Regions from separate parts of the Homo sapiens genome. Here region 2 is linked to region 1. A link is a loop called in an ENCODE intact Hi-C map of the cell type or tissue named here. Cell type or tissue: OCI-LY7. All regions are shown on one strand. Links, peaks and the distances in the headings refer to the core of each region. The heading gives the core; the rest is flanking DNA.

The links. Peaks named below come from ENCODE experiments on the same cell type or tissue, not always from the same donor. Only the 100,000 strongest peaks of a DNase experiment are listed, where the experiment ranks them.
Region 2: it touches region 1 in a loop (21-fold over the local background); 3 of 110 quality-filtered maps call a loop at or near these places.

The regions. Positions count from the first base shown.
Region 1 is chr2:225,273,042-225,279,340 of GRCh38, reverse strand. No RefSeq gene overlaps it. Among named protein-coding and RNA genes, the nearest start is that of NYAP2, 120 kb to the left of the region's middle. In OCI-LY7, for the core only: no CTCF peak of the experiment used is centred there; DNase peaks (open chromatin) are centred at 2,990 and 4,390; H3K4me3 peaks cover 3,297 bases; H3K27ac peaks cover 4,192 bases.
Region 2 is chr2:224,942,190-224,947,189 of GRCh38, reverse strand. All of the region lies in intron 1 of DOCK10 (dedicator of cytokinesis 10), which reads left to right. Among named protein-coding and RNA genes, the nearest start is that of MIR4439, 66 kb to the left of the region's middle. RefSeq lists an enhancer at 3,079-3,208. In OCI-LY7, for the core only: no CTCF peak of the experiment used is centred there; a DNase peak (open chromatin) is centred at 69; H3K4me3 peaks cover 3,995 bases; H3K27ac peaks cover 3,084 bases.

The DNA of each region.
Region 1 (6,299 bases), core at 496-5,495:
ATTAGTAATTTTAGAAGAAGAGGAGGCCATCGTCAGAGTCTAAAATGTGGACATTTAATATTAGTGACATAGAAAATGAGGAAAAGTTTCAGGATGTTTTTGTTTCATTAGATTAGTTAATTAATTAGTTATTTCATTAGTTTTTAAAGCCTGAAGCTGAAGCACAGAGAGAAAACCATGTAAATGGAGTTCCAAGCTATTGTAGTAGATGATTTATAAACAAGAACATTAAATTTTCCTAGGTAGAGGGCAAGAATCTATTCAGGCAGTCAAATCTCCAATTAATTAGATGGAACAATTAGAAATTAGATAAGTGTCATCTATGAGGAAAAGGAGAGAAAATGACATCATGAACCTCAAGAGAAGAAGAGTAATGTTTCTTCCAGATTTTCCCAGACTTACTATATTTAATAAGATTCTATTCAACAGACTTTTATTGTTCACAATATTATGCTAGATGTTAATATGGAAAGGAGCACTTGATAATTAATAATTTAAACCTTCATATGAAACATTATTTCTCTTGTAAAACATTTAAAATTAAAGATTTAGTGGCAAAAAAAGGCTACTTTTTCTTAAAATTTTGTCCTGTGAACCCCGTTGGTAAAAGCTTGCTCATTTGAATGTTGCTAGGGAGTTGCTAAGGGATATTGTACAGAGAAATTTATTTTGCATTACCTGTGATGACCCATGATGAAAGGAAAAATGCTTATTTCTTTTTTGAAAGAGAGTTAAAAAAAATCAGACCATTCCTAGACGAATGCTTAATACCCAACAGGCATGCAAGAAATATTTGCTGCATTGTACAGCATCTCACTGAATGTCCTTCTCTTTGGAAGATATTCATTCATTAGCTTATATTAATTTTTATTAACTGGCTTTAATTTTTATTTGATTGTGATGCTACTAACTTGATTGTGATTATTCTTCTCCTGTTTCTTTTCTATAAGTAGAATGACAGGAAATTCCTGAGTAGGGAAGGGGAAAGTAGACAACTTCTATTGGCACTGGCAGAAAATTTTAAAATACCCCTCGAGCCAGGTGCATGACACATGCCTGTAATCTCAGCCACTTGGGAGGCTCAGGAGGGAGGATTGTTTGAACCCAGGAGTTGGAGGCCAGCCTGGGCAGCACAGTGAGACTCCAATCTCTAAAAAATAAAAAATTAAAAAATTAAAATACCCCTCAAATGTCAGCATGAAGGCCATTATCTTATTATGTCTACCCAGAGAGCTGCCCTTAGATTAAAAGTTCCTAAGCTGTTTTGGAATAAGCACCCTTTCAGGACATGATAAATACTGTTCGTCCAAAACCCAGTAAAAAATAATTGTTCATGTTATAGTACAGAACCTCCCCAGCTAATAATAACTGCTCTTAACCTTCCAACCTTGTTGCTTTAGTACTTTCTCTTAACTTCTGCATCCAATACTACTGCCACCCCTCTTGTAGCCCCTTGAAGGCACCACTCCACATCATGACTTATTTCCTGGCCACAGACTCTGTCCCTCAGGGCAACAGATCTTCTAGATGTTAACTCCCAGGAGCCCGCGTTGCAGAGAGGTCAGCCAGGATTGGGGATGCACAGACCCTCCCCACTCTCTCTCAGTTGCATGCTGTCACTAGAACAAAAACATACCTGGCTGTGGGTCTTTGTCTCAGAATTACCCAAGGCAACAGCTCCTTCCATTTCTGTTTTCACCACTCCTGTTCACAACACCATGGACCATTATCCAAGAGAAACACCAGGCTCTCCTTCACCCTATCTTTTTCCACGGCATCTCACAAAATATTTTACCTCTCGCCTTAAGCCCCAAAAGATTCTATTTACGAAAATATGATATGAAAAAGCCTAGAAAGACACTACAGAAGAAAAGCTTTACTGATGTCATAAAGAAAGATATGATTCTATGGAGATGAAAAGAAGAAATAAAAAGATGGGAGTTCTCGCTAAATTATTGTGTGAGTCTAATATTGGGGTGAGCAATGTCTAGCAAAATCTCAATGATACTTTATATTAACAAAATCATTCTAAATTTTACCTAGAACTTGAGGCATGAAGAAAAATGTAGGCAATGATAGAAAACAATTGGAAAAAAAGTTATTATGGAAGAAGGCATTCTATCATTTATATAAACATTTAAAAAATATATAGGTTAAAAATTATCTCAAAACAATATAGAAGAAATATATTATTATAAAATGTTTTGTCTTAGTTGTCTGAGTATTTTGAAAATAAAAGGTAACCATACCTCTACCATATCAATTATAGGTAAATTATAAAACTGAATATTAAAAAAACTAACTTAAAACATAAATATTCAACAGGTCTTTTCAAGAAGGAAGTTGTTAAATGTAATGAACAAAATATGAGAGAAAAAGAATGCATTATTTCAAAATGTTCCATTAAAATTCATAAAGAAATTAACAGGCCAGGCCTGATGGCTCATACCTGTAATCCTAGCATTTTGGGAGGCCGAGGCAGGAGGATCACTTGAGCTCAGGAGTTCAAAACCAGCCTAGGCAACATAGTGAGAACTCATCTATATATATGTATATGTTTAAAAAAAAGGAATAACCAGGTGGAAACTAAAAAGTTCATTGGTAGGAAAAATAATGACAGTAAATAAACTTGAAGTTAAAATGATTTCACTCATTGATGAGGGAAAAACTAAATTATCTTGTAAGAGAAACCTCGGCATTTTACCTTATCCTCTCAGCCAAAACCATTTCAGTGAAATTTGAACAATTCCAAAGGCCAGCACCTGCATCTCTTTGCCCAAGGGCTTTCTCCATTTCATCTGGTAAAAGTCACCTCTTCTTGCAACCCCCAGCCAAGGAATAACAAGAGTAAGTAATGAGCCCAGCTCTCTAGTCCTGCAGATGGGATAACTCTGAATTTCTCAGTTCTGTAATGGGATTAAAGTTCACCTGTCTGTGCTGACAATCTGTTCAAAATGCACACTTAGGGGATTTCTTCTGTCCTCGTTTCATTTCCCCATTCTCCTACCAGCGTTTGTCAGGATTAGCAACCAAATTAACTGCTTATTTTCATATCCTAGCCTCATAACAGCTTCGGGTGAACCCAAGACAGACATTCACAAAAAAGGTGGGTTGTGCAGAGACAAATCATAAAAGAAGAAACATTGTCAAAGGTAAATTTATTTTGCCTCACAGGTTTCAAGGAAATGAACATTAAAGGAATAACTAATTTTTTTAATTAATCAGATTGTCTAAGATTTAAAACTAATCCTCAATGTTATAGAAGCACTATTCAGGGAATCCTTTTATACTCTACTGATGAGAATACAAATCTATAAAAACCATGTAAAAAGGGAATTTAGCAAAATCTATCTTTCCAAAATGTTTACACTCTTTTGCTCATTGGGTCCACTTTTATTATTTCTTTATTCATTTATTCACTAAATTACATTAAATTAAATGTGCTTTGATGCAAGGCATACTTTATGCTAAGTATAAAATCAGAGACTAAGGAACCCTAAGTGCAAACTCTCAGAGTGTTAGTTATGTTAGAGGAAACTAGTAAATGTGGAGGAGGCAGGGTTAATGAAGGAATAGACAAAATTTCCTTAGATTCCCTTATTTGTCTCCATTCCTCTTGGTCTGATATTGCACTGCCCTCAAGGTCCTGGCTCTGATACATGCCCTTGCTTAAGTGTTGATGTCTCCTGCTGGCCTGATTCTGGACCTTGACCCTTCCTAAGTTATGAAATTGTATTACTGGCATTGGCCTACCTATTTTTTCCTGGGTGCCTGACTTGGATCTCTTTCAGTTTTTAATATCTCTTCTCCCATAACTCAATGTTAACCACTTCCATCTTGTAACATATTATCACCCAAACTATTGCTCCATTTGCTAGCATGCACTATCAGGGTCTATGTTTTACAATCCATGTAAACAGTGATTGGAAAAAAAGATAAGACTAATAGACTTTAACATATACATCCCAGAGTCTAGGAATTCTCTTTAAAAAAAAAGATTCGGTAAAAAAAAATGTTAAACCATGAAAATCACCAACAAATGATAGGCACACTGTGTGTGTGTGTGTGTGTGTGTGTGTGTGTTTCTGTGTATGTGTGTGTTTAACTAAGAACATTTTTTTTCACAAGGGAATCTTTTCTGTTGGAATATTTTACATACAATGAATGATATTAACAAATAAAGATCTGAGGACTATGATCCTCAGGATATTAACTATGGGAACTTTAAAAAAATACCTCAAGTTTTTCCTAAACTCTTAACATAGGAAGATAAAATATTTCACAGTTCTAGGTTTTGAAATAGCCCCACACCCCAGGGATTCACTAGTGCTTAATCAATTGGCCACTGGCCAAGATGTTCTGGCATCGGCAAGAAGGTGCAGAGCTGTTGCCAAACCATGATTTACAGAAGTAACCACAGCTGATGATCAGGTCAGAGCTGCTGCTGAAGTTCTGTTCAAATAAATGCCAGGGAGTTGGGCTCCAACCTTAAGACTTGCATCTTGGTGACAGAAATGTACATATCAATCTCAAAGAGCATTACCTACCTATTTCTAGGAAGGTAAAAGATGAAATAAATGCATTGTGAAATTAAATAGGTACTTGAATTTACTGCCAGCATTTAAAAATGAAATTTATTTTTCATTCTATATAAAATCATCTGTCATATTTAACACTACATAAATTATATGGTGAAGTGTATTGAACTTCCTGGTCCAAATATATTTAAATGATCTCTCTGGCTTAGTGATGGATTTGTGAGACAAAACTTTAGGTGATTTCCACTATACAAGTGGGTTGTGCTGACCTACAAAAATCTCATTGTGCCTAACAACTACATGTCTCAATATATGCAACTCAGACTTGTAATATCAGTGCTTTAGGATGCCAGGTGGAAGGATCACTTGAGACTAGGAGTTCAAGACCAGCCTAGACAAGCTAGCAAGACCCCATCTCTACATAAAAAAATTAATAAATAAAACATCAACCAGCATAGTGGCACGTGCCTATGGTACCAACTACTCGAAAGGCTGAGATGGGAGAATCCCTTCAGTCCAGGAGTTCAAGGTTACACTGAGCTATGATCATGCCACTACATTCTAGCCTGGGTGACAGAGCACAACTCTAAAATATGTATGTGTATATATTCACAAATATGTATATATTCATATATATATACACATATATATGAAGTTAAGTGTATGCAGACCTAGGTATCTTCCATTAACCTGTGATAGGACTGTATTAGTCCGTTTTCACCCTGCTATAAAAATACTACCTGACACTGGGTAATTTATAAAGGAAAGAGGTTTAATTGACTCACAGCTCAGCATGGCTGAGGAGTCCTCAGGAAACTTACAATCACAGCAAAAGGTGAAAAGAAGCAAGGCACCTTATTCACAAGGTGGCAGGAAGGAGAAGTACCTAGCAAAGAGGGAAGAACCCCTTATAAAACCATCACATCTTAAGAGAACTCACTCACTATCATGAGAACAGTGTGGGAGAAACTGCCCTCATGATTCAATTACCTCCACCTGGTCTCTCCCTTGACACATCAGGATTATGGGGACTATAATTCAAGATGAGATTTGGGTGGGGACGCAAAACCTAACCATATCAAGGACCTTCTTATTTGTGTGGCTTTCATAGGGTGAAAATACTTGAGAAGTATTTAATGTTACACATCAAATAAAATATTTGAAAACTGCTAGAAATCATAAAACATGAATACCTAATATTTACAGAGATTTTATGTTTCCCCGCTATTTTCATTGAGCTATTTGCACTTTATGCTTACAATATGCTTATAAAGCAAAAGGAGTCAGTGAATACAAAATTCTATTTTCCAAATGGGACAGAGCGAAGTCAGGAATTTGCCAGAGGTCAAAAACCTTGGCTAACAAAGACCTGAATAAGTGTATCTTTGCTGCCTCATCTTTGTGCTCTTCCAAACAAGTGACCTTGAAAGGGGTAATCTTCCACTGGCAGAATTTTGTGTTTAATATGTATAATGAATATTTATTGGCTTTCCAGATAGTATTTTAACAAATCAGCTCTGAGTGAGACACTTATTTACTTTACAGTGGAGATAACCTCTGCATGTGATTAATTATGACTTATAATTACAGTCTGCATATGAGTTCATTTTAGCCATGTGTCATTGAGTTATTTATTAGTAATATTGTTTTAGCCCAGCATTTCAATTAACTATACATATCATTGGTGATTTCTAATGATTCCCCAGTTTTAAAAATGAAAAATTGTGGTTTTTTGTGTATTTTAATTTACCAGATAAAACA
Region 2 (5,000 bases), core at 1-5,000, 330 kb after region 1:
GTGAAGAGGGAGGATATATGCACAAAAGCAGTATCTGAACAGCTGGTAGTTAGTTACTCACAGGAAGTGGTAACTTGACAGCTTTCCTTTCCTTTCTGTTGAGTTACATTCATGTAGCATGAGCATTTCCCTTTTTACCAAGAAGAAAGATTTGTTCAGCCTGGTGACGCTTCAGAAGAGAAGAGTTTAACGACATTGATATTTTGAAATATTTTGTGACTCAAATTATAGCAATACGATGAGTTTTCGAGGGAAGGTTTTTAAACGGGAGCCCAGTGAATTTTGGAAGAAGAGACGAACTGTGAGGAGAGTAAACCAAGAAGAAATCCACAGATTTAGTTCTGTAGGTATCCAAATGTCAATGTTTTGCTTTCCATCTTTCCTTCAATCCTTTCTTTCAAAAATGATTAGCTCTACAGTGGTATTCTAGCAGAGGCTGCTGGGTGAAGTCTTATATGGAACAGAAGATTCCATTTGGGTCCTAAATATTCTCTTTTACTTCCATCATTATTTTTGAAGTCACGCTGTTCTCAAACCGCATGTAACTCTTGTAAAATATATTAATAGAGAATTTAATCATTAAAACATTACTATAATATTTGGAATTTAAGGTGATCTTAGTATTATGGTACAAATTAAAATTTCTGAAGAAGTTATTCTCTTTATTAAAGAAAAGCCTCTAATTGCCTAAGGACTCAGTTGATGACATGTATATGGTTGTATTTTTAAAAAATTGTCATTGCTCTATTTTATCATATGCCACTAATTATTTATTTTAAAATTCTTAGAAAGAGCAATCCAAAATATGAAAGAAAAAGTAAATAAGCATTTGATTAATAGAGCCAAGGAGGACTTTAAAAAGTGATACTTTTAAAGGTTTTAAAGGTTAAAAAGATTTGGTTTTGTTTTGCTGTTAAAAATATTTCTGCCTTATTGTTTGCAAACAAAATGAGAGCTTGAAAACCTGTACTTATTACAGAACTTTACAGATCTATAAACTGTAGAATGTATAGAACTTTACAGTTCTATAAACTACTGACAGTTGAATATCAGAGCTGATTGTTAGAGCACTTCAGTGACTTTCATGTAAAGTGAAGGGCCCACTTTGTATGTTAAATGGTTGCGGCAATATTCCTGGGTAGCTTATTTTAGAAGAATGTTCATTTCACATGGTGGATCTGGCTTTGCTTGCCTTTTTCGGAGCAGGGTTTCTCAACCTCAGCGCTATTGTCATTTGGGGTCTGAGAATTCTTTTCTGTGGGGGGCTATCCTGTACCGTGTAGGATGGTTAGCAAATTCCTGGCTTCTATCCATTTAATGCCAGTGGCAATCCCTCCCCAGTTGTGATGACCAAGAACATCTCCAAACATTGCTAAACGTCTCCGGGAGGGTGATCACTGATCACCCATATGAAAACCACAGTTCTAGGGGTGAAAGATCTTTTTGTTCATAGAAACATCTTTAATATAGAAACAGAGATGGCTTTTCAAAAATATTATATATATATATATGCACACACATGCATATATATAGGCTCTTTATAAATATGAATAAGTACGTTGCCTCTCAATGAATAGAGGCCCTCTTTATACTAACAATTAGTTGACGGTAACTTGATATGAATAGAGTTTATTAGAGGTCTGCTCAGAGGGTTGGTACTGTGTTGTTGTTTGTTCAGTTTCTATCTCAGGAGTGTGTGTCTGCCATTGGTGAATACATGCAGTTGAGCCCCTACCCTTGTTCACATTAAATGTAGCTCTAATCTTTCCACTGGGTATTTCATAACTGGAATATGCAGAGTCCTGGACCTGACCTCTTTCTCCCCATTGGTCAGAAATAAGAGCCTGGACCTAACCACTTCCTCCCCACTGGTCAGATATATCTTCCCTACTGACTCCAAAAGAGCCTTGTCAGCCTGTTAAGGAGAATAACTGTTTCAAAATATTGCCTGGTTTGAGATTATTTTTAACTTGAGTCTTGTCCCCAAAACATAATTTCCCTGCTGTATTTATCTCAATGGAATTTAGAAGTAGCATGGATTATGTCACCCTGAGAGTTATTTCTTGTGTCCACTAAAAGAGAAAATGCACAGAAGAACGTGTCTATCTTACCGAGACCACTCATACAGTGTTGGCAAGAGGACAGTCCCCAGAGTCTCACCATATAATGAAGCTAATCACTCTATGAATTATCTTAATTGAATTTGAATGTATTGCTACTGAGTACTATGGGAAGAGCGGCCAGTAAGGACGCGGTATTTTCCCACAGCATTCAGTTAGCAATGCATTCAAATTTAATTAAGATCATTCATACAGTGATTAGCTTTCTTCGACGACAGAAGGCACTGGGGATGTCCGTGCTACAGTTGCCTGCTTTTGGTCTGCCTAAGATAGGCATATCTACTTTCACAGGTTGTCTCTTGTATTGAGTACAGGATTGTTTGATCCATCCTTAAGTATTATCCTGAGATGTGCTTTTCATTTTGGAATCCAAGAAAGTGCAACGAGTAATTAGAGCACTAGGATTTGAAACAGATATCCTGAGGAAGTCGTTCTCCCTGCCGCTCTCACCTGCCATCTATATGACCTTGGGCAAGTTACTTAAATCACTCTGAACCTCAGTTTCCTCTTCTGTAAAATGCTTATAATAATACCTATCCTGCGTTAAGATTGCTTATTAGAATTCAGTTTGGTACTGTGCATTCTGAACAGTTACAAGTGTTGTGTTGTGTAACTTGAACAGTTACAAGTTACAAGTGTTGCCAAAGTTACAAGTGTTGTGTAGTGTTATTAAAACTAAGTAAAATATTTCCATTTCCAAGGACAAGGGAAAAGGGACACTGAAATTGTCTTTCTAGTGCCTTCAGCAGTCGAAGTCACTGGACTACAGGTCACGCTTTTCTCCTGGGAATCTTTTTTTGGTAACAGAACCACCTAGGAGACAGACTTCTGAACTGCATTAAGCTGAGTGCTTGGGGTCCCAGATCTTTCTATGTGTCAATACAGTTTATTTCAGAAATACCATGGTTTTTTTTCTACCCAGTCTAAGCAGAGTTTAGCTGAAACCCACTCACAGCCTCATTGTACCGTGCCCAGCACATTCATCTAAGCTTTCTAAAATCTAAACCGGCCGGGCATGATGGCTTATGCCTGTAATCCCAGCACTTTGGGAGGCCAAGGCAAGTGGATCACAAGGTCAGGAGATGGAGACCATCCTGACTAACACGGTGAAACCCCATCTCGACTAAAAATACAAAAAATTAGCCGGCCGTGGTGGCACGTGCCTGTAGTCCCAGCTACTCGGGAGGCTAAGGCAGAAGAATCACTTGAACCCAGGAAGCAGAGGTTGCAGTGAGCCGAGATCGTGCCACTGCACCCCAGCCTGGGAAACAGAGCAAGACTCTGACTCAAAAAAAAAAAAAAAAAAAAGAAAAGAAAAAAAAATCTTAAACCAACATCCCTAGACTGGCTTCAGAGCCTATTCATTTGAATAGTGATGAGGGAAGGAGCAATTCAGTTGACAAAATGCCCAACAAATAAAGATGAGACCTAAAGTTAAAGAAGAAAGCAATAACTTCTTTTAAATTTTTGGATATACTCATAAATTGTAGTGAAAGAAGAAAAAAGTGATCGTTGCAGATACTTATCATATCTGTTTTTGTGATGATTATGTAGATCTTGAACTCAAGTCATTTCTGAATCGAAAGAAAATTTAGAAATGGTTTAATTTTACAGTAATCTCAAATACCTATCCAGAGCTCTGTGACTTCCTAAGAATTATGCAACCCAGATTTTATACCCTCTTGACCCAGATGGACTAGTCTGTATATTCTGGGTTTTTTTCAAATGCTATTTGAAGCTGTATATTTTATGTAGAATTTTTAGTTGTTTTGAAAGTTTCCCTTATTAATCTAATTTTCAAGTGTATTGTCTGAGAAATGCCACTTATCACAAACAACATACAATTGAGAGACTGAAGTTGTGTTATGAAAAAAGCTTAAGGAAAAGTGAAATTGTCATGTTAGATCATCAAGTAGAACTTCTTCCCTTAATTTTTGAAATGTGTGTGGTGGTCTGCAGTTGATGGTTTTCTTTTTAACTGCCTTTCTATTTTTATTTTATTCTTTTTTTAACTAAAATTCTTCAGTATGATCTCTAGTGCAAAGGAAGTCAATAAAGAGATCATTTCCTTCCTAAATTATGTGTCCTAATTTAGAAAGATTAAAAACAGACTTAAGTTGAATTACTATATCAATCATCTGCACAGTCATAAAAATATATGAACATATTTAAATAAATGTGATTTGTTGTTTTTAAGTTGTTACTGGTTTATGGGTCATTAATCTGCAGGATTTCAAAATATTTGGAAAACTGGATACCCATGAAAATTCATCCTCTTATCTTTAAAGTACCTATTAGCACTTTAATAGGAAAATAAAAATGAAAACTATAAGTAGAGGATATAATCTGAATAGCTTTAACATATCTCTAATATACATTATTTTATATTGTGTTGTACTATTATTGTTCAAGTCAGTTTTTTCTTCTTGAATCTTCCATGCTAATGTGAGAAGCCTCCCTTACTGGTGATCTGTGCTTCGTTAGGTGCTATCTCTTTGTTTTGTACAACCATTCATAGGGCGTTGCTTATTTAGGCTGTTGTGAAACGAGCCAGTTAGCTGAAAGAAGCAATGGATGGGGTTCCAGGAGCCAGGATTTTGGTTCTAGGAACAATGAAACAAGGCTGAATCAGGGTTGAAACACAAAGGAAAGCAGGAATGAATGTTGGAAATGGACAGGTTGAAGAATGCAAAGAAGCAGGAGTAACCGGGGGATGTGAATTCAATCCAAGAAATGGAGATGTGAGATTTGAAACTTGGTCTGCCTAAGAATCCAGGTGAACACAGATCAGAGGACCTGGGTGTGAGCTGCAACACTGAACAGTTAGCTCATGTGTCAGGGAGCTGCAGAGAAGCTGCTTCCAAAATGGAAATGGGAGGG